2 separate regions of the Homo sapiens genome follow, and region 2 is linked to region 1. The links are chromatin loops, found by intact Hi-C in ENCODE. Cell type or tissue: natural killer cell. All regions are shown on one strand.

Region 1 (2,500 bases):
AGTGGCGCAATCTCGGCTCACTGCAAGCTCCGCCTCCCAGGTTCACGCCAATCTCCTGCCTCAGCCTCCCGAGTAGCTGGGACTACAGGCGCCTGCCACCAGCCTGGCTAATTTTTTTGTATTTTTAGTAGAGACGGGGTTTCACCATGTTAGCCAGGATGGTCTTGATCTCCTGACCTCGTAATCCACCCATCTCGGCCTCCGAAAGTGCTGGGATTACAGGCGTGAGCCACCGCGCCCAGCTGGACCCATTTTTAAAAAATTACATTTGTACATATTTTGATATGCATAAAAAAATTCTGGAATGAGATACATACAAAACAAGATTCACAAGATTCACCCCTGGGGACCAGCCTGGGAAAAGGAGGAAGAGATCTTCACTTTTTATCATAAATACTTCCCATAGTGTTGCTTTCTAGCTTGTGTTTTTTATGTCTGCATGTATTTCATGTCAATTATTAGTAACCTCAGAGAACTGGGAGTGAAGGATGGAAAACTCTGGTCCACTCAGTCTCAGGGTCTCCATCACTGAAACCACTGAGACAGGACAGGGTGCTGGACAGGGGTACTCCTGCTTTGGAGGGAAGGTCAGATGAGTGATCACTCAGCTCCTCCAGCGCTGACACTTTGCAACCCTCAGATACCACAACCCCAGGTGACGCTTGTTCTCACGTTCCTGCCAAGAAATACAAATGGCCTGGATAAAGGTGGGTGTAGACATCTAAATATGGTATGACAACTATGCTGAGCAAAACAGCCCAAGGCTTTGACTCCGATCCTTTGGCTCTTAATTATTTAGCTCACTGATTAAGGACAGGACGTTCTTTTCCTTCAAAGACCCAATGGCACATTCTCTCTACGCACTTTCAAGAGCCCTCTGTCCAAATTCGTGTCTTGGTCAAAAAGAATGCTCTGCCCTTATAACTTTATTTCTGTATTACCCCCCACCCCTACCACACCCCAGCAATTGGGAGGTGGGCATATATCACCTGGGTGTTCCAGGGCACTATTAGGAGACAATATAGCTCAGCAGGTAAGAGCGCAGGCTCTGGAGGTATTCAAATCCTGCCTCCACCTTCCACTAACTCTGTGATCAAAGACAGGTTACTAAGCTCTCTGCACTGCAGTTTCGCATCTATTTTATAAAAAGGGATGACATCAGCACAGCCACCTCATAGGACTGTTGTGAGGCAGTAAATGTAAAGTACTTTTCAAAGCACATGCACCAAATAAAAACCACGTGCTAATTCTGTGACCACAAACTGGTTCCAGACAAAATCCGGTCTTTGAATAACGTCTCTTGCCAGAGGGGACTTTGTATATATCACCTATTTAAATAGTACCTTCCCAAAAAGACAGAGGCAAAGAATATTACTAGTTAAAATGAATACAGAACTATTTGAAGGCTATGCCTACATTCCACATTCTCATTTGCCCAAAATCTGAGCCCAAAGAGGCCACCCCGAGACTGGTGGCATTCTGGCATTGCACAGAGTCCAATGGTGGGACATTGTTTTGCCAGAACAGTTGTCTGGGCGCCTGTCTTGTCTGGTGCCCATTATCCTAAAACCCTTGTTGCTTGTCTCCTGTCTTGTAAACTGAAGACCTACAGCCTAGTGAGATCCATGAACGCGGAGGACGACTTCATCAAAAAGTGAGTGTGTGTGGCTAGGGGACAGAGGGCAAGGGGAGAGGTGCGAGGGCTTCCAGGGAGCGAGGCCGGGGAGGGGAGGGGGGCACAAGTGCGTGCCAGCAGGCAAATGGGGGTGTTGGTTGTGTCTCCCATGCAGGGTCTGTGGTCAACTTTGTGAGCCAATGCAAATCAGCTCACACTCAGGAACAAACAGGCCTCCTTACAGAGCAAAGTGCCTGTTCTAACAGCCTATGGCTATTTCTGGAAAGCCCCAGCATTCAGCATCAGCCGAAAATTTTAAGTTGTTGCAAGAATCACAACATTTGGTCAGTGGGTTGAAAAATCCACTGTAACCATGACCCTGTAGCCATGACCACCGGTGTGAAAATGCTTCTGGCTTCTCTCCTGATGGAGCCCAGTCCATCTGGTTCCTCCCAACCTCTCAGCTGGGAGTGGGAGCGGCACAACGCGCCCTGCATCCCTCAGTGTGCAGAACAGCCTGTGGGCCAGACACTGCTGAGGTTTTAAGACTCCTGGGCCACATACCTCATTGTGAAAAGTGTCAGCCTGGGTCTGGGTCAGCCCAGACCCAGAGCTTTCTACAGGCAGAAACTCACTACTCAACATATCCCTGGCTGCACAGACCCCACCCCAACCCCAGCTGCTAAGGGCTTGTTGGGGTGAATTACAGGTAGGGAGACAGACAGGGGAAAGCTGTGGAAAGAGGAAGAGGAAGGGAACCCACAGGAAGGGAGGTCAGGGCACTTGCTTCGGACCCCAGCAGCCCCAGGGCCCAGTGTGGCCTCCTAGGGGGCACAGATTCCCTTCAGGCGCTGGTGCATCCTCTGATCAAGGAGCAGGGCCAGT
Region 2 (2,500 bases), 1.2 Mb before region 1:
AGTCTTATTTGAGCTTCAAAATTATGAGTCTGTGCTCTCAAGATTTTTTTGAAAATGTACTTAATGTTGCCCCTAAGCTTTTATGAGAAATAATAAAGTTCTTTCCAGATTGAATATCTAATAACTCCATTTCATTTTATGCTTTCTCATGTATGGATGTCTATAACTGGAATGCTATTTGGGCTACTGAGATATTTTCTTAATTCTCTGTTTTGTGTTAGTTCTTTTTGTTTGTTTATTTGACAACCATATTTTTGCACCTGAGATAAATCTGGCATTCTATTCAACTTCAATTTCAAAGAGAATCTGAGAATGTACTGGTAGAACGATATTTGAATACTAATATCTTGGAAATACAGAAATAAGTATCATACATTTTGTTACATTCTGTTTGTGTACAAATAATATAAAAATCAATGAATGAGAATTTCATATTTGAATTGTATATGGATTGATGCAATAACTTGATTTAGACAATACTTTTTATGAAGAAAGGTAAAAACAATAAAAATATAGAATTGCTTATAGTTTTGTAACATATATGGTCTAGATACTGTTTATATAACAACAATCCCAAACTCTCCATGCAATTCAGGCAAAACTTATTTGTCCAGATATTTGGCTTTACTGCAGTAGTAAATTTTCAATTTGATGAAATAGTCATTTACAGAAATGTAGATCAGTTATTTGAATTTGTTTGTTAATTCAGGCAAGATTGTTAATCTGGCAGTACAACTAAATATCTAAAGTGAAGCAGACCATGTTCTAAGAAATTTACACTTCATGTAGGTCAGATCATGTGATATGATAATTGTCTGCAAATATCTGAAGATATATCACCTGGAAAAGGGCCAGAAATATTCTCCTTGGCTGTAAATTTCAGGGATAGAGCTAAAAAAGCTGAAGTCAGAAGCCATCAGATTTTAGGTCCCTGCAAGCAAAAATTATCTAAAGAAATTGTTAAAAGCAGAATTAACTTCCTGTGGAAGTGGTGAGTTCTTTATCACAGGAGGTGTTAAAATAAAATGCAGATGTATCTCCTTCTATGATTTATACAATTTTAGTTTTGGAAGTAGAGATTGAGCTGCCTGAAGAAAAAACAGAATGTATTAATCACTGCTCATTTTCTTCCATGCTGTGTTCTAAATATATAATTAAACTCTTGTGTATTAACAAGCAAAGGGCTTTTCAGAAAAAAAAATTATCTCTGAACACAGAGGAAACCAATTCAACTGTACTCAGAGTAGGAAGGAAACAGACATGATGATCTCATTGTTGTATTTCTAGGAAAGATGAGTCATGCAGTCTGCTCAAATTCAGGGTAGCTGGAGGGAAGATGGACATCAATGATGCTTTCTTCCTTTTTAATAGAGACCAGGGTCTCAAGTTTCTTTTAAAATAAAAAGGAGGAAAGCACTTAGAAATTAGCCTAAATCAAGAAAATTTCAGAAGAATATTCTGGAAAATATAAGTATAAATAAATCTGTTTCAACTTGAAATTAATTGAATTGGGTGTGGGGTGTGCGGGGTGGGGGGCGCGGTGGATGGGAAGGAGGGGTCATAGAAACTATCCGAACTCACAGGATCTCCTGTTTCTAACTCTAGCCAGCCATCATCCCTGAGATCAATTTCAATTTCCCTTTGATTTGCTTGCAAGGACAAAGAACCAGTTCAGAGAAGTGAAGGGCTGGGAGGGAGAGGGAGGGGCCATAGGCAAAGGACACTAAAGCAGAGGCACATGCTTTTTTAGGAATAGCATTTTTTCAGTTGGGTAGTAGAGTATGGAAGCCATGGCTCTCCGGAAGTTTCTTTCTTTCTAAATGTCTCCAAACTACATGCCATGGTTTTATGATTCTATAAACTAGCATTCACTGAAAGTCCACTGTGGACCAGGCACTGTGAAACAGATTTATGGATGTGAAATTGCCAAGCTTCTTAAATGGTATTCAGTTTCTAAATTTTGAGAGAATGCTTTTGTGTTGATAGCCTTGGCCATACCCTTTCTACAAAGTTGGGGTACTTCCTACTACTAAGAGAAAGAAAAGGTAGTAATGTTGACCTTTTATAGATTGCGAGAAGATGTGAAAGTTACATTTTTCTCAATACTCCACTTGATCAAATAACAAGTTGAAAATATATTTTAGATTCTGCTTGCTATATTTGCTTGCCAAATTATCAGTCTTATGATAAAGAGTTAAAATCGGGGGTAAAAATTTAACAATATTTAAAGACAGTATCCATATAACTTTCCACTGAAGTCTTAGTAAATATTAAGTAGATTAATAAATTCCTGGGGTTTTTAAAAGGATTGTAATGTAGGTCAATACTTTTTTCTTGAGTTAGTAAACTCAAACCTAGCAAGGACAATGACTTGTTCAAGGTTCCACCTAATTAATACTTGGACAATTGGGTAAAATGTAGAAGTTATAGATATAGTAATATGTGCAAGGTATCTTAATTACATTATCGTACCCACTTGTAAAATTAGTTTTATTTTTAT

Evidence for each region. Peaks named below come from ENCODE experiments on the same cell type or tissue, not always from the same donor. Only the 100,000 strongest peaks of a DNase experiment are listed, where the experiment ranks them.
Region 2: it touches region 1 in a loop (4-fold over the local background); 1 of 110 quality-filtered maps calls a loop at or near these places.

The regions. Positions count from the first base shown.
Region 1 is chr2:11,749,315-11,751,814 of GRCh38, reverse strand. The region is part of intron 1 of LPIN1 (lipin 1); the gene reads right to left. Among named protein-coding and RNA genes, the nearest start is that of LPIN1, 3.9 kb to the right of the region's middle. RefSeq lists a silencer at 1,638-1,697 and enhancers at 2,158-2,207, 2,228-2,487. In natural killer cell, no CTCF peak of the experiment used is centred here; DNase peaks (open chromatin) are centred at 654, 1,194 and 1,824; H3K27ac peaks cover 1,868 bases.
Region 2 is chr2:12,964,396-12,966,895 of GRCh38, reverse strand. LOC100506474 (a long non-coding RNA gene) reads left to right here. Exons shown (of 6, transcript NR_038434.1): 6 at 1-114. Among named protein-coding and RNA genes, the nearest start is that of MIR3125, 230 kb to the right of the region's middle. In natural killer cell, no CTCF peak of the experiment used is centred here; a DNase peak (open chromatin) is centred at 1,275; H3K27ac peaks cover 672 bases.